2 separate regions of the Homo sapiens genome follow, and region 2 is linked to region 1. A link is an interaction called in ENCODE POLR2A ChIA-PET data of the cell type or tissue named here. Cell type or tissue: K562. All regions are shown on one strand. Links, peaks and the distances in the headings refer to the core of each region. The heading gives the core; the rest is flanking DNA.

Evidence for each region. ChIA-PET counts read pairs that join two places held together with the same protein. Peaks named below come from ENCODE experiments on the same cell type or tissue, not always from the same donor. Only the 100,000 strongest peaks of a DNase experiment are listed, where the experiment ranks them.
Region 2: POLR2A ChIA-PET joins it to region 1 with 6 read pairs; 2 of 35 experiments call an interaction of 5 or more read pairs at or near these places.

Annotation. Positions count from the first base shown.
Region 1 is chr3:10,456,336-10,465,199 of GRCh38, forward strand. All of the region lies in intron 1 of ATP2B2 (ATPase plasma membrane Ca2+ transporting 2), which reads right to left. Among named protein-coding and RNA genes, the nearest start is that of ATP2B2, 45 kb to the right of the region's middle. RefSeq lists a silencer at 3,850-4,144. In K562, for the core only: no CTCF peak of the experiment used is centred there; a DNase peak (open chromatin) is centred at 4,016; H3K27me3 peaks cover 726 bases.
Region 2 is chr3:10,571,105-10,579,968 of GRCh38, forward strand. It overlaps a transcript of ATP2B2 not described here. Among named protein-coding and RNA genes, the nearest start is that of ATP2B2-IT1, 5.2 kb to the left of the region's middle. RefSeq lists an enhancer at 355-854. In K562, for the core only: no CTCF peak of the experiment used is centred there; no DNase peak of the experiment used is centred there; H3K27me3 peaks cover 1,696 bases.

The DNA.
Region 1 (8,864 bases), core at 215-8,214:
TCCATTGAATCATCAATGACTGAGGTGGGGCACAAGTCTGGTCTGAAGATCCCCAGTGATGGAAGCCTAGCTCTGCCAGTCACTAGTTATGTGACTTGGGCAGGGCTCTTAATCCTCTGTGCCTTGGTTGACCCTCCCCAACATGGAGACAACCCTACAGCCTACCTCACAGGGTTTTGTAAGGATTGAGATAGAGCTAGCACAGTTTCTGGCAACGAGGAAACACTTGTTAAATGGTGACTCTCCTATGAAAATTTAACTTACTCCCTGCCTCCAATCGCTCCCAGACCAGCATGTACCCCATAGTGCCATATTTCAAAGGGAACTCAGCTCTGACTTTCCCATGCCCACCAGGCTCCTTGTCACCTCTCAGGTGGCTGGGGAGGCCTCCAGCTTGTTGGCACAGCAAACAAGGCTAGTTTCCCTTCTGTTCTGGTCTTGATGAACTACTTATAGTTCCCATGAGGTAGGATGTTTGCTTTCCTCTCCTGGTTGCAAATTCTGGCCTTTCTGTAGGGGGCCCACTGCCCCAGTGATGGGGAACCCTCTTCCTCCATGCTGAACCCAAGGAAACAGGTGAACTCAGCCTGCAGTTGGGGGTGGAGGGCCAACAGCTCCTCCCTTGTCCTCACCCAGAGAGCCTCAGCCATTCTCTTAGATATCCTCTCTGGGGGAGGCAATTTCCTCTGCACGTGTGTGTAAGGAGGGAGAGCCTGATGGTGAGTGTGGATGTAAGCAGGCATGCCAATGTGAGTGTGCTAGATCAGTGTGTCTGTAGGGTGAGTGTGTGAGTGTAGGGTAAATGTGGGTGTGCAGGGTGGGTGTGGGTGTGTTAGACCAGTGTGAGTGTGCATGGCTAGTGTGACTGTGCAGGTTAAGTGTGGGTGTGTAGGGTGTATGGGCGTACAAGGCATATGTGGGTGCAGGGTTAGTGTGAGTATGCAGGGCTAGTATAGATATGCAAGATGAGTGTGGGTGTGCAGGGTCAGTGGGAGTGCATTATGGTGGTTTTCTTAGTATGAGTGGGACAGGGTCTGGGGGCACACCTGTGTCAGAAGAAGTGTGCAAATGCTGGTCTTAGAGTACGCCTGTAAGTGACCGTGCTTTGTGTGTGGGAAAGAGGGTCTCTATGATGTATCAGTGGACATGTGGTTGGTGTGAGTGACCCCAAAGGACAAGGTGTGCCACACAGGTCTACTGGAGCATGTCAGCATGAGTGTGCGTGTGTGTGTGTGAGAGAGAGAGAGAGCAAGCCCAAGATATCTGTGCCACACCTGTCTCTGGGTGTGCAAGCCCCATGATGTGTGAGTGTCTGTGTATGTGCTCAAAGCTGAAGAAGACAATCTCACAAACTCTCACAGTTGAGAAGAGAGAACAGGGAAAGAGGAAGGGAACTGAAAATGAATACCTCAGAAGCAAATTTAGTGCTATTTTTAGACAACTCCTATTCTGTTAACCAGAAAAGGAAAATCTAAAAAAAAATCCCAAAGAAACCGCCTTGCATCAGCCTTGAAGGCACAGGTGGCAGACGTAGGTCTAAGGGGCAGGCAGTGAGAGGGATCCAGGGCTTCCTGTGGAGCTTCTCACCCTCACGCCTGGCCTGAGGAAGGGGAGGTCCAGCCCTTACCTTCCTACCAGGGTCAACTCACTCCACTGTCCTCTGTTCTCAGAGGAGTTGCCAATGTTAGATGGCAGGAAAAACCTTCCATTTCTGCTCATCCATCCATCCAACCATCCATCCGTCTATCCATCCGTTCGTCCATCCTTCCATCTGTCTGCTTGACCATTAGCTGTCTGTCCATCTGTCAATCCATCAATCTCTCCATCCATCTGTTCATCCACCTACCCAATAAAACTAATGAGCTGCATCACAGGCCCTGCCCCGGGCACTGGGACTATGAGGAGAGCAAGAGAGACACTCAGATCCTTTTTCCTGCTGTTTAACATCTGCTCACTCTGCCACACAGAGCCCCCCAGTAACCTCAACCCCATGGTCAGGATGTGCAGGCTGGGTCAAGTGATTTCTGCACAACTTTTGGTTCGGGTTTTCCCTGGGAATCAGATCCACTCAGTTTTGATCTTGGTGTGATGACTATGATGAACAGCAGGAATCAGATCCACTCAGTTTTGATCTTGGTGTGATGACTATGATGAACAGCAGGAATCAGATCCACTCAGTTTTGATCTTGGTGTGATGACTATGATGAACAGCAGGAATCAGATCCACTCAGTTTTGATCTTGGTGTGATGACTATGATGAACAGCAGGAATCAGATCCACTCAGTTTTGATCTTGGTGTGATGACTATGATGAACAGCAGGAATCAGATCCACTCAGTTTTGATCTTGGTGTGATGACTATGATGAACAGCAATTGCTTAGCAAGTGCCTTCCATGGGCTGTGTGGTGTTGCTGTCCCCACTTTATAGGCAAGGAAGCTGGGGCTCAGAGAGGCCACAATCGCCACGGCCATATGGGTAGGACTTGGCATAGTTTCAGTATGTCTTCTCTGTCCAAAGCCTCTGCCTTTCCTTTGCATCCCCTTGTCCTTCAACAACTTGCACTATGGCCCTTCCTGCCTCAGTTTCCTCTTCTGTAAAATAAGGGTGCAATCTGGACAGAAGCTCAGTGTTGAAGGGTTATTTTAGCCCCACCCTCAAGGATCCTTGCTTCTTGGGTCATGCACAGTTCCCAGGGCTTCCCTGCTGCTGCCTTGTGTCTAGCAGAAATGGACATCCCAGTTGCAGGTCAAGTCGTGCTTGGCTGGAGGCCGAAGGAAGGAGAAATGCCCTAGAATCAGGAAGGCATGACCTGACCGGAATTCACCTTCTATCTGTGACATCCACTGCCCACCCTTGGGCTTCTGACTGCGGTGCCTGCCTTCCAAAATTTGTACCTTTTATGTGTTCCATGTTTAGAAATAATTTCCTTAAAAAATATTTGTGGAGTTTCTAATGAGGCTAAAACAGTAAAGTCACTAGCAGATCCAGACAAGATAGCCTGTTTGAGGCAGAAAAGTGTTGGGGAAGCTTCACTTTGGGCTGCAAGAGAGGGAACATGCCGTGGGAATGCTGGGGATGGTGGCCCTGCCTGGGATGGGCCAGCGGCTCTGGACATTGTACTCTGGTTTCAGCCAAATGCCTCAGCCACATCCCACCATCCTCTCTTGCACTGCCCAACTCTTTCCCTACTGCTGCACTGAAATTCTTGAGGTCTTCTTTGCAGCACTGGCTGCCTCCAGCCTCCAGGTCCTAACTGGCCTAACTGGCCAACATGACACTGTCCTCTTCTGCCCTCATCCCCCTCATTCTCTCCCACTGTCTGCTCCGTCCCTGTGGATTACAAGAAGAGGCTTGGAAGAAGAACAAAAAATGATAACAGCAACACCAACATCATTCCTGCTAGGTGCTCAGCACTGCTTTATGCACTTAGCTTGTTTAATCCTTCACAACGATGCTTTGCACTGGTACTCCAGCCCCGCCATTTATACAGGAGAAGACAGACTGAGTGTGCAGTGATTGGTGTAAGGTCTTATGGTTAAGGGGTGGCAGGGCCAGCCCTCTCTCATACACAGGCACTCTTAACAGCAACCTAGGCTCACACCCTTCTGTCCAGCAGACCAACTTCTTTGCCGTTTTTCCTTTCTGGTTTCTACAGTGAGGCACAGGGTTCTTCTGCGGTCAGTATTCTGACCACACACAACAGGTCACTGGCTGGTTGGTGAGGCCTCAGGCTTCACCTCTGACCATGGAGGGCTGGGGCCTAGGGAGCTGTCTCTGGGAATGAAGTGCTGATGGATGGACGGAGGTCAGTGCTGGGGAGGGATTGGATAGCTGAGGTCAGGGAACCTGATAACTACAGGCCCCCTCTCTCCCCAGCAGGTTGACTAACCTAGGCTGGGAGTGAGAACTGCCCACGTGGTCCTGGTGCTGAAAGACAGTACCCCTGGGGAGGACAAAGCTGGCAGTGGGGAACTGGCTTCCCTGGGAGCTGTCCTCAAGGGCACAGTGCTGATTAGGGAGGTGGAGGTGGGTGTTAAGGACAACATGTGAAGGAGCTGTCCACACACTGAGGTGCTGACACAGAGCAGGATGTTATTAAGTGCCCCTAGGAACTCTCCAGGACAGCAATGCTGACCAATGAAGAGTGGGGTTGGGAAAGCCAAGAGAAAGGTGCAACCCCCTTCCAACACCTAGGGTGCTGGGTGTAGGCGCTGGGGAAGGCACTGGGCCTTTTCCATGAGTTCTGTGAGCAAGCATGGGGAGCTGACCCCATATTTTAGTGCTGATGCTCAAAGCCTGTTTTTTAGGCTTTTAGGGGGCAGGACTGAGCTAACAAAATGATACTGTATAAAAGGTGACTCAGGGTCACTGAAGTGCATGCACTGTGGACCCACTTCAGTCCATCAGTGCCATCTGCCACTGATGCCAGAAATTCCACCATTAGTGATTCATTCTTTTGTACTGTGCGTGGTCCTTTCCTTCTGATTTCTGCCAGAACTGGGAGCATATTTAAGTGGTAGCATCTCAGTCTGACTGAGCTTAGTAAATTATTTCCTCCATGGGGTGAGGGAGGAAAAACTCACCCACAGAGGTGCCAGGGGATGTGTCTAAGTTGGGATATTACTTTTGGATAGTTGAGTGAGTCCTTTGGGGTCCAGATCAGAGAAACAGGAAGCTAAGGCTTGGAGGAAAGTCTTTCTATGTGTTCCAAGAATGCGGATGCTAGGAAATCTAGCTATATTGAGAAAGAGGCATTAAAACAGCAGAAAGTAGGACTCTTGGATTCAAAGGAGTGAGGAAATGAGAATGATGCAGGTACCAGCAGGGATTTGCGTATGTGCATGGGTGGAAGTGTCTTTTAGCTTCTATTTCTCACTACTGTGGCCAGACACTGTTCTACTTCTTCTAGACTAAAGCAGAGGTGCCCCTGGTTTGGTGACTGTGCACTCATCTTCCACACTTGAGCCCTGGTTATCTCCACCCAGAGTCTCCTTGGCAGAAAGCCAGAGATCTCTGTGAGGCTACTGACTTGGCCTCAGATCTGAAGGAGGAAAATCAAAAGGCCAGGAAGCCAGAGGAGCAGCTGAGAGCACGTGGGGATAAGCAGAGGTTTGCACTTGGGTCTGCACCCTCCCTCATGGTAAAGGTGTTCTCTCCTTCCTCTCCTGATAAAGTCTTCTCTGGGTGCGGCTCAAGGACCCCAGAACAGGGCTTCTCAAAGTGGTTCCCTGAGGGCTACCTATGTTGGCATCACTTGAGGGCTGGTTAAAACACAGGTCTGCAGCCCCCACCCTGCAGAGATGAATGAGCGGATGGTGGGGGCTGTGAATTTTAAATGAGCAGAACTCCTGTCCTCGTGCTTTGGGGCTCCTGTTCCTCCATCTCTAGGCTTCCTTCCTCTTGTAGCCCACACTTTCCTGGTTTTGGGTTCTAAAGTCCTGCCTTGCTTTTGTGACTCAGTCTGTGGCTCAAAATAATCTCCAACTCCCTGGCCCTAACCATCCAAATGCCACCTCCTGGTAGGCTAGGCCCTTGGGTGGCTTCTGGTGAGGACCCCCACTGGCAAACTCCAGGGCCCTTTTCAGTCTTCACGTCCCTGCCCACGGCTGATGGCACCTCCCTTCCTTCTTCCCACTCTCCTGTGCTTCTCTGACCATGTCTGCCCAGGCCTCCATGGCTTCTCTGTTTTGGGGTAACTGTAGGTTTCCCCATGGTCCTGCCCTCTTAATGCCTTGCCTCTCCCTGGGCAATGACACCCATCTGGCATCAACTTTCACCCTAACATGGGTGGTTCCCAGACCGACCTTTCCACCACGGCCTTTCTCCCAAGCTCCAGAACCGACCTTCTTGTGGTTGCCAAATGTCCCCTCCAAAGGTCCTCCAGGCCCTCAGGCTCTCCTAAGTCTCCTCATTCTTTTGTGACCCTTGTGTTACTAAGGGCATCCACAGCACTATCTGGGCCACTCTTGACTCTAATCCTTCCCTCATGTCCAGTCCGGTGACCAGACCCAGGAAGCATCAGCATAAAGGCTCAGCCTAACTCCTCTTCCTCCCCTCCCCAGGCTCCCAACTCTGGTTTAGGTTCATCCACAGCCCCTCAGCCCCCTGGCTCTCTAGCCTTACATCCTCCTTCAGTGACCACAGAGTGAAGCTGACAGTGACTGCCATTTAGAGTGGCTTCTGCATGTCAGAGGCTGTGTGAGGCTCTGCTCATACCTTATCCCTCAACAACCCCATGAGGTAGGTATTATTATGCATATTTTACAGATGAGGAGACTGAGGCTCAGAGAGGTAAAATAACATTACGCTCAAGCTCACACAGCTAATGAGGAGTGGCAGATCTGGGAGTAGAACTGGGCTTTTCTGACTCTGAAGCTGCCACATTATGCTGCCTTTTGGATTTGAGCATGGCTGTCTCTGGATTAAAAATTTTCACTGGCTACCAGTGCCTATTTAAGAAAACATATTCGTGACTACAGCTTCCCACATCCCACCTGATTGGCTCTGAGCTGGCCTCTCTGGGGTCTGAGCTGGCCTCCTTGGGGTCCGAGTTGGCCTCTCTGGGGTCTTGTCTAAGTTAACACCCAGTGTTGGGTCCCACTGAGGGACCTTATGGTCCTTGCCATTTTCTGAACAACTAATGCAAGTTCCTGCCTTCCAACTTTTGCATATATGTTCCTTGGATCCAGAATGGTCTACCACCTGCTTTTCCATTAATCCAAACCTCACTCTCCAAGATCTAGTCCTCATGCCAACTTCTCTGTGAAGTTCTCTCCAATTCCTCTGCTCCAAATTCCAACTCTCTTCCCTCTGCCAGCCCGTCGCGTGTGGCTCACTCCTTAAATCCATACTTTGACCCTCCACCCACTGCCTTGGGGTGGGTTTTGCCAGCTTGCCTCCCCAACTAGGCCCTGAGCTCCCCAGGAACAGGGCCTCTCCAGTCCCCAGCACAGAACAGGCCTCCACCAGGTCTGGTTCCATGACCGAGAAAGCAGTTGGACTATGGAATGACATGGGAAGCGAGGAATATTAGGGTGACACCTGCCTTTCAAAGCAGAAACTGGCCAACCAGATGGTAGGAATAACTTATGCCAAATGCATTCTTGCTGAGGGCCGGACACGTGCCACACTTTATAGGCATCAAACCAGCAAATCCACATATGAACCCCAGGAAGGAGCTTCTATTGGTATCCCCTTTCACAGATGAGCAAATGGAGGCTTTGCAAGGTTAAAGAGATTGCGCGGGGTCACGTAATTGTTGGATTGGAGCCCAGGCAGGCTGCTTTCAGAGCCCCTGCTCTGGATCACAGTGTTACACAGTGGCCCCTCAGGCAGTGGAACACACTGCAGCATGTGGGTCAGGAGTGGGGAGATGTCCTAGTCCTCTGGGCTACTCTGGCCAGGCCGGTGTCTTCTGCCACACCCAGTGCTGGGTCCCACTGAGGATCCTTATGGTCCAGCCTTTGTACTTTTCTCCTTTGCCTATTCTCCATTCGTCCCTGAAACCTGGAGGTCAGGGCCAGGACACTCTGATCTGCCAGGAGGCAGCCCTTGGGCCCAGTCCCAGGGACCAGGTGGGGTGTGGGGGGGCACATGCCGCTGCCTACCTCAAACTCATCCTCTGCGTCCGCTCTCCTGGCCCCAGAGCTGCCCCACTGGCAGCCCCAAGCCCCAGACCCCAGACCCCAGACCCTGGAACCCCATGCCCTGTGCGCATGCTGATTAGTGACCATCCTGGCTGAAGTGTGACCATGGGGGGGCCTGACTAGCTCTGTAGCTCTTCCCCTGACTTGGCATGTCTGTCCCTGGCCACTGCGGAGACGAACAGAATCCACCCGGCACCTTGAACAGATGGTGCCACTTCTAAAAATAATGCCGCACCACACTCCCCAGCGCAGCCGAGTCCTCGCGACAGAAGGGGGTGCGGGTGGGGGTGGGGGCTGCTAGCTGTGCTCACCAGCCATCTGCGCGGGGACAGATGCGAATGCAGCCTCCCAGGGGACACAGGCCCAGGGGACCCTAGCCTTGATGAAGCTGCACAGAGCCAAGGGTTTGATGCTGAGGCTCCAAGCCCCCCAAATAAAAGCAAGCCAGGACACGGCAGGGTATAGCTTGGCTCCCTCCATTCCCACAGTCTATGGCCCCCACAGCAGCCCTAGCTCCACACCATAGCATGACCAAGATTGCTATCTGGAATGCCCTCTCCTCTCTTCTCTGCCTGTTACCACCTTATCCATCTCAGGGTCCCTAGATCTGCAACCCCCAGTGCAGTCTCCTCCTGGGAACTTCCTCCATCCCCAGAAGCCTCTACCTTCCATGGAAACCACTTAAGTCGTTCTCTGGCCTTAGTTGTCACTTCTCTGAAATGGAGACAATCACAGCCCCTCCCTCCCAGGGTTGTTGGGAGGAAAATGTGAGTTAATGCAGGGCACAGGGCTCAGCCCAGAGCCTAGCCAGCGAGAGAAACTAGAAACTGGGATGACAGTGATTTCTAGATGGGGAAATGGAGGCCCTCAGGTGGAAGGCTCTGGTGCAAGGCCATGGAGCAGGTGCTGGCAGAGCTGGGCTCAGGCCCAAGGCCAGTCAGAGGACTCACCTTCCTAAGCCTGCCACCCACCTCTACCCCAGGGATGGATGCTCCAGGAATGTGTCCCACCTTCATCCTTGGGCCAAATTTTCCCTGAGTGCCAGGCCCTTCTCCAATCTTGGGCTGCTCTGGGGAGGCCTAAGGGATACCTTGAAGATACCCTGTCCTCATGACTTGCCAAGAACCAGCCCCAAGCCTCCTCTCCCCTGAGCCCTGGTGTGACTCCTTCAGCTTCTCAAGTAGGTTCAAGTCCTGCCCAGATCCCTCAGCCAGAAC
Region 2 (8,864 bases), core at 386-8,385, 110 kb after region 1:
AGGTGGAAGTTTGGGGAGGAAGAAGGTGTTCTGGAAGTTTCTTCATGCTGTGGTTACATGAAGTGAAGAAGGCAGAATATTCCCCAAACCAACTTGGTGTCCACAGGGCCAATGCCATTGCCGTGGGGTTCTCTAGCTCCCCCAAGATGGGCAGAAGCTGGGGAAGGTCCTTGTATGAGGCCAGGAGGACTGCCTGGTGGTGCCAGGAACAGAGCCTTCAGCAGGGATGCCAGAGGGCCAGGTAGGTGACTCGTGGCCTCACGCCCCATGGGCTGTGAGAACCCACTGTACCACACAAGGCCAGGGGAGCCAGCATGCTGCCTGGAGTCCCTAGAGGTAGGTTGCCTGGAGGAGGGGCCGCTGAACTGGCTGCAGAAGCCTGGGCCGTTTCCATAAGAAAGAGTCCACGTGAGCAAGGCATGGACATGGGCATGGGACCATCAGTCTGGCAAGAGTTGGGGGCCTAGAAGGAGAGGAAAGCCAGATAAGCTCAGCCAGGCTACTCAGCTCAGCTCCTAGTAGCACTGAACGCCAAGCTCAAAGCTTTGGATGGGCTTGGAAGGGGTTGAAGAAAGTCACAATCACTGTGGTGGGGAGGTCGGGTGCTCCCTTGTTTAAATGCACCCTGGATGACTCCTTAACTGAAGGAAATGAGCATCGTTGGGTTCCCACTCAGCACCCAGCAGTGTCCTGTGTCGCTTCTGGCACCTTGGCCAATCCTTTAAACAGTCTGGTGAGATAGCAATTCCTTATCTCTAAAACGGAGCTCTGGAAGATTGTGCAATTGGCTCCCATTCCTGAGCCTCCCCAAAATTCATGTCTTTTGCTAAGTGACTTTGCAGTTTCTCCCATTAAGGGGGTCAACTTCCCCACCCCTTGGCTTTCTGCTTGGCCATGTGACTTGCTCTGTCCAACAGAACAAGGTGTGCCAAGTTGGAATCTAGACTCTAAGAGGTACTGTGGGTTTCCACCTGCCCCCATGCCTCTGCCATCGCCATAAGAAGAGCATCCCTATTTTAAACTTGTTGGTTGCAGGCGGAGGCTCAGAGACAAATGAAGCCAGCCTGGATCAGCTGCCCGCTGGCCCATCTGCAGACTTGGGAGCTAAGCTAAGAAGTGTTTACTGTTGTGTTACTGTATCTGGCTGAAGAACTATGGTTGTTTGTTACACAGCATCAGTATGGCCACAGCTAACTAATACACAGGCCGAAAAACAGACCCTACCTCCTAGAGTTCTAGGGAGGATTCAATAAAAACAATCCACATAAAATCCTTAGACAAGAGTTTCAGTTGGGGAAGATGAAAAATTTGTGGAAATGGGTGGTGGTGATGGTTGCACAATAATGTGAATATATTTAATGCTGCTGAACCACACACTTATAAATGGCTAAAATGGTAAATTTTATGTTATGTGTATTTTAGCACAATTAAAAAATACCACATAGTGCCTGGCACATACGAAGCACTTAGTAGATATTAGCAATTATTAGGAGCAGGAGGGGGTGTGTGGTGAAACTACATACTCCAACTACACTACATGGAATGATAGATGAACAGTTCTGGAATGATGGTGCCTGCCCCCACTGCTCACTTCCTCCAGGAAGGGGCAAACGCTCATTCATATTAATGGGTTGAAGGGGCATCTGCAGGGGCCACATGAGAAAATGTCAGAACTGGAAGACTTCTTGGCAGTGTCTAACTTCAGTCTCTTCATTGGGGGAAACTGAGGCTCACAGAGGTAACCCAAGGTTTCTCAGTAACTTAGGGGCAGCTCTAAAATTGGAAGCTGCATCTCTCAGCTCCAAGTCCAGTGCTCTTTCTATTCTACCAGAGACAGGAACACAATAAGGCTTCATCTAATCACTAATGATGGAATTTCAGGCATCTGCAGACGGGACGTGCAGATTCCTGGTGCATCTCAAATCATGTGAACAAGACAATCAACACACAAAGCAATTTCTGCCCGCAGGTTCCTTTGACACAATGATAATGAGATAAAATGGTTTTTATTTTCCTCTTCTTTCTTTTTAAAATCAAGCCAAATACATTTTTTTTTTTTTGCATGGAATATACTCTAGTTTTGGACAGGGTTAATTAAAAGAAAAAAATACATATTAAAAGGCCAATTTGATTACTGCTACACATTAGTAATGCAATGAATAATTGATTGAATGTCTATGTTAATTGCTTCCTGAATCAGTGATTTTGCTGCTGAATTTCGAAGAGCTGTTGCTATTTTGAAGTTAGTGATAAGTTCACTGCACCAGGATGGCAGAACTTGGCACAGAGAGTAAGCTCCTGCATGGCACCCCACCTCTACTTCCTGTTCACCCCCTGCCTCCCTGACTGCATGCTCAGTCTCTTCCCTAGAACTTTGATCACTACCTGTTCCTGAAACAAGAGGGTCTCAAATTTTGGTCAATTTCAGATTTCTGGGGGAGCTTGTTGAAATGCATATTCCTGTGTCCCCATCCAGGTTTTGATCCCAGGCCTGGGACTCTGTATTGTTAACAAGTGTCTCAGAGGCTTGGTTGGGTACCATCCTTCAGCAAGAACTGGCTGGGGTAGAAATAGCCTATGCTGAGCCAGGCTCCAGACTCTGAGAGCAACGCCATCTTACTCTCTGGGTTCCTATCTACTGCTTCTTTGCTGGTAGAGTGCCCCATTCTATACAAACTGTTCCACTGGGACGTCCTGGAGACTCCCTGACTAAACTCATCTAAAAAGAAGCCTTCTTCAATTTGCTTTTCCTCTGGGAGCTGTCAGCCCAGCAAATACGGCGTCTGCCTGGTCCTGCTTGCTCAAACCCAGATCCTTTCTGGTCTCTCACTGGTCCTTCCCCAAACATTCACTCAGCAGCCAGACTCTGCCTGTCTCCCCCCATTATAAATCCTATTGACACGTTCAATTCTGCTATTTCAAAAAAATTTGTTTCCAGAGATTCTTCTTGTTCTCCCAGGGGTCCTTTTATTGCTTCTCCCTCTTGTCTTATCTCCCAGCAATGTTAATTAATTGCAGTGGGTTTTGGAAGTTATCTTCTGCTTTCTGCTTTGCCTCTATTTTCTCCCAGTTTCTTTCTTCTGGGTTTTGGTTCCTGCCTCCCTCCGATGCCCGCTGAGCCTAGGAGTCTATTCCACATAAGGGGGAAACATGAAACTGCTGATTGTGAGCTCTGTGGGGTAAGGTGGTCGCTGAATGGTGGGCTTCACCGAGGTGGCTGAGCTGTGCCCCGGGAGGCCCCCACACAGCAGTGGTGATGGCTGTTTCTTTTGGTGCTGGTGACTTTCCCTAGAGCAGAATCATCTGGTCCTCTGCCTGGAGGATCTGCCTGGGCCATCTGTCTGCCTGGCGTTCTCAGAGCATACTAGGCAAGGGGCATTCTCCATATCAACCTTTTCTTCTATTGATTTTCAGTCCATCTCATCCTTTTAACAAGGTCTAGATGATGCTTATCTCCCTGGTGGGCATTTTGGGTAATTATTAGTTTCTTTTTTCCTTATCTCTAATTTATAATTATTATTTACATTTCTCTATACACAAAGTCACTTGTAAAACATGGAGCACACATATTTAAAAGTAGTAATATCTACTTGGAATGATCTTTTTAAGATTAAATTAGATCATGAGTGTAAGGAACCCTGCAAAGCTTACAATATTAATTTAAAAAGTAAACAGGTCTCAGCTGTGTGGGGGAAGGAGGAGTGGACTACTTCGGGGTGGGAGACTGCACGGTAGGGGAAGGATGTGTGGGTATGGAAGACCCGGTGAGGAGGGGGATATGAGGGTGGGATTCTTGGGTTTGTCTGTCCCTTGCAGGGAGTGTGGTGGGAACAGCCATTCACAAAGGGCTGGCTGACTTGACACCTGGGCCTGTGTCTCAGGGCCTGCCGGGCTGGGACACACCCAGACCCCACATGTCAACAAGGGCCTGAGTAAACCCTGGTATTTCTGAATCCTTGGTGAAGTCCCCGCTGCCGACTGCTCAGTGCCTGGGGTCACAATACAGCCTTTCCGCCCGGGGGAGAAAGCTGAAAGAAAGAGCTGGAAGTGGGGATAGGTTCCCCAACCCCTCCTCCCACCACTTAGGCTCCAGCACCAGAAAAAGCCATCTGGATCACAATTCAGAATTGCTGGGCAGAGGGTGTACCTGAGGGGAGGTGCAAGAAGGCTGAGCCTGAGGGCCCTATATGTCTGTAAAGCTCAGAGGGTTATTATGCCCCATTTTGCAGATGAGAAAACTAAGGCCAATGGGGCTCAGACAAAATAATAATTATAGAGAAGAGGTCATTGGGAAAATGACCTCCTAGAGTTCTAGGGAGGATTCAACGAAAACAATCCATATAAAGTCTTTAGATAAGAGTTTCAGTTGGGGAAGATGAAGAATTTGTGGAGATGGATAGTGGTGATGGTTGCACAATGATGTGAATATATTTAATGCTGCTGAACTACACACTTATGGGAGCTATGGAAGGCTCTTGAGCAGGGGCAGTGATAGGTGGACACTGACTTGAGAAGACTTAGCTGGCAGCTCATGCATGCTAGGTTATGTCTGGGGTAGAGAGGATGAGAAATGTGCATAAAAACACCAATACCTGGAGAGGAGAATTTCCCCTGGGCTGCTGGCTGGCAGCCCTCTGTTGTCTCTGGTGTCTGAGGGAAGTTGTGCTGGCAGGGAGGCTCTATGTAGGGTTGCATTTGGGAGTTTTGCCCAAATCTATGGGCTTCTAGGATAACCTAGAGAAGCGCTAGTTATTTGAGGGAGAATCTGACTTCTGGAAACTGTCCAAAATCTGGGCCTTAGAGACCCCATGTGTTCAGTTCTGAGCAAGATAGGAAACCTTAAAATTGTCCCTCATGTCCAGGGATGCGTGGCCCTTAACAAGCACTTGGCATGGATGGCCTCACTCCCCTGCACAATGACCCTGTACCGCAAATGCTGCTAACGTGTTCATTTCACACATGGCGAAGCTGGGGCTTTGCCTAGGCCCTACAGCTAGTTGCTGGCAGAGCAAAGTTACAAAGCCAGGTTTGCTGACTGGAGGTGTCCAGGCCTCCAGATGCCTTAGCCCCTGTGCTGACTGCCCCCGTGGATGGACCTGGCACCAGAAAAAGGGCAGGGCCGAGGATGTCCTGCGCACACTCGGCAGAACGTCCTTGCAGGCATGAGCATGCTTCTCCTGCGGCCTCACTCCACACTCCGAGGCTTCCCTTCTCACTCAGGCTGCTTAGGCCGAGTGTACGGTGAACACTGAGCTCAATCAGAATGATTGTTCTTATTATTATTGTTATTTTTTGAGACATCATCTTGCTCTGTTGCCCAGGCTGGAGTGCAGTGGTATCATCATGGCTCACTGCAGCATCAACCTCCTGGGCTCAATCAATCCTCCCACCTGTCTTCTTAGTAGCTGAAACTACAGGTGTGGTGCCACCTTTCCCGGCTAATTTTTAAATTGTTTGTAGAGATGGGGTCTCACTATATTCCCCAGGCTGGTCTTCAACTCCTGGCCTCAAGTAATCCTCCTGCCTCGGCCTCCCAAATTGCTGGGATTACAGCCATGAGCCACCACACCTGGCTCAGAATGATTATTTAAAGGTCCAGAGTCCTTTTGAAGAGCTGGAGGGAATGACGAGCTTGGCATAACGTGGGAGGCTGTCTTCAGGACAATATAAGAAGCTGGGGCCGGGCGCGGTGGCTCACGTCTGTAATCCCAGCACTTTGGGAGGCCAAGGTGGGCGGATCACAAGGTCAGGAATTCGAGACCAGCCTGGTCAATATGGTGAAACCCCGTCTCTACTAAAATTAGCCTGGTATGGTGGCGGGTGCCTGTAGTCCCAGCTACTCGGGAGGCTGAGGCAGGAGAATTGCTTGAACCTGGGAGGCGGAGGTTGCAGTGAGCCAAGATCACCACTGCACTCCAGCCTGGGTGACAGAGTGAGACTCTGTGTCAAAAAAAAAAAAAAAAAAAAAAGAAGCTGCCTGGGTATGGTCCTTGGGCCAGCAGCCTCATTGTCACCTAGGAACTTGATGGAAGTCCAGGCACTGAGATCCCATTCCAGATCTACTGAGCTGGAATCTGCAGTTAGCAGGATTCCTGGAGAATCACATTCACCTTAGGACTTGAGAATCACTAGGCTGGGAGGCCAACAGGTGTGGCAAAACCGCCAAGTTGCCATAGGGAATCTTGGGAGGCTCTGGGGTTCCAGACACTGGCTGAGATTCCTGGCTTCTCATCTAGTCTTTCCATTTATGGAAAGTGGCAAGAGTTCAGAGATAGGAGGTAACTTTCCCAGTGTCACCCGGCAAGACAGGAGCAGAGCTGGTATAGGATCTCAGACTTTTGGTGTCCTCTTCCTCAGCTTTAATCCCCAAGGCCATCAGGGGATCCCAGGGCTGCAGAAACCATCGGCTGGGCCAGGGCCAAGCAGGAGTCTCCTGAAGCTCCATCATCCTCATTAATCTCCCAACCTCAGAACGGGTTGTTTTCCTGAGAGGAACAATCAGTGCCTTTGGGGACAGAAAACCCCTGGGAGGGGGACTCAGAGAAGGCCCTGGGCTGCACAATGTAGATGGTGTCCTGCCAGCTCCCAAAAGAACAATCTTTCTTGGCAAGCTCATGGGGATGCATTCCCGGCAGCGTGACTCGGAATGGCAGGGTTACCGGGGAACCTGGGATCTCCCTGGGGATGCCAGAGGGAACCCGAGGCACTGTGCCAGAGGAGGATGAGCACTGAGCTGAGAGTCCACAGACCAGCAGCCTGGTCCAACACTGCTGCTGATGGTTTTCAACCATCCACTTCCTGTGCAGAAAACACTAATAACTATTGCTTATATTCTGATTCTGTCCATGAGCTCCATGACTCTAACTGTGGCTGTGACACAGTCCCGAAATCCAGAATCCCAGAGTCCAAGTCTCTACTCTGTCTTCAGTAACCCTGTGATCTAGGCCCTAGATTCCAGGGCAAGGGGCTCAGCATCTCTGAGGCTCAGTTTCTGCTTCTATGTAATGGGTATGATCACACACCTACCATAGTGGCGAAACCTATAATGACTGACTGTATCAAGTGTTGCTGGAAACATGGAGCAACAGAGGCTCTCATACGTTGCTGGTGGGAGTGTGAAATGGAACAGCCATTTTGGAAAAAGTTTTGGTAGTTTCAAGTAAAGCAAAACCTACACCTACCCTATGGCCCAGCAATCCCACTCCACATAAGAGAAATAAAAATATATAGGAGATCGAGATCATCCTGGCTAACATGGTGAAATCCCGTTTCTACTAAAAAAAATACAAAAAATTAACCAGGTGTGGTGGCACGTGCCTGTAGTCCCACCTACTCGGGAGGTTGAGGCAGGAGAATTGCTTGAACCCAGGAGGTGGAGGTTGCAGTTAGCCGAGATCTCGCCACTGCACTCCAGCCTGGGTGACAGAGAGAGAGTCCATCTCAAAAAAAAAAAACAAAAAGAAAAACATATATATGTATATGACCACCAAAGACTTATACACAGATATTCATAGAGACTTAATTCACTATAGCTTAAGACTGGAAACAACCCAAATGCCCACCCACAAGAGAACAGATGAACAACTTGTGATGTAGTCTGACAATGAAATACTACACGGCTCTGAAAATGAATGGACCATTGATACCTGGAGCACATGGGTGATGGATGAATCTCACAATGTTGAGTGAAATAAGCCAGGCAGGAAGAGAACACACCATGCGATTCCATTTATATGAGGTTCCAGAGTAGGTGAAACTAATCTACCGTGGTAATGGTCAGAGCAGTGGTCTCCTCTGGAGGGCAAGGAGGGATCCACTGGGAAGGGGCGGTGGCCTCCTGGGGAGGTGGCAACGTGCTACAGCTGGATCTGGGTATTGGTCATGCATGTAGAAACAGAGGTAAAAATTCACCCAGGAGTGCACTTGAGATTTGCTCATTGTACTGTGCAGTTTTACTCAATGAGAGAAAGAAAGATTAAGCCATGTGGGAGGGATGGGGAGGACCAGGCCTACCTCCCAGGGAAGTTCTGAGAATGGTACTAAAGAAGACCATGAGTCCTGCTCATAGTGGATGCTCAACCAACGATTGCTAAAGATAAGTTGAAGTTTTGTAGGGGAGGCACCTCTCATTCTCTTGGGCCTCAGCTTCTTGCTCTGTAAAATGGGAATAATGAGCTTGCAGCTCGTGGAGATGATGCTGCAAATGTGCCCAGAACAGGGCTCGCCTCCTGAGTGGCCAAGGTGGGGTCTGTGCAGCTGCCCTTCACTTAGAAACAGACTGAGAAGGGCCCAGTGCGGTGGCTCACGCCTGTAATCCCAGCACTTTGGGAGGCCAAGGCAGGCAGATCCCCTGAGGTCAGGAGTTCAAGAGCAGCCTGGCTAACATGGTGAAACCCCCATCTCTACTAAAAATACAATAATTAGCTGGGCATGGTGGTGCACACCTGTAACTCCAGCACTTTGGGAGGTCGAGGCGGGCAGAGCACCTGAGGTCAGGAGTTCGAGACCAGCCTGGCCAAAATGGCAAAACCCTGTCTCTACTAAAAAATACAAAAATTAGCCAGGCATGGTAGTGAATGCCTGTAATCCCAGTTACTTGGGAGGCTGAGGTAGGAGAATCACTTGAACCTGGCAGGCAGAGGTTGCAGTGAGCTGAGATCATGCCACTGCACTCCAGCCTGGGCAACAGAGCGAGACTCCGTCTTGAAAACAAAACAAAACAAAACAAAACAAAACAAAACAAAGAAACAGACCCAGAAGGTGGGCCTCAAAGTGCCGCCCCACAGTTTCCCCTTCCATGAATGTAGCACAAGTGACTCCATTTGGCTCAAAAAAGTTTCTAACGCCTCCTGGCAGGTGGAAGT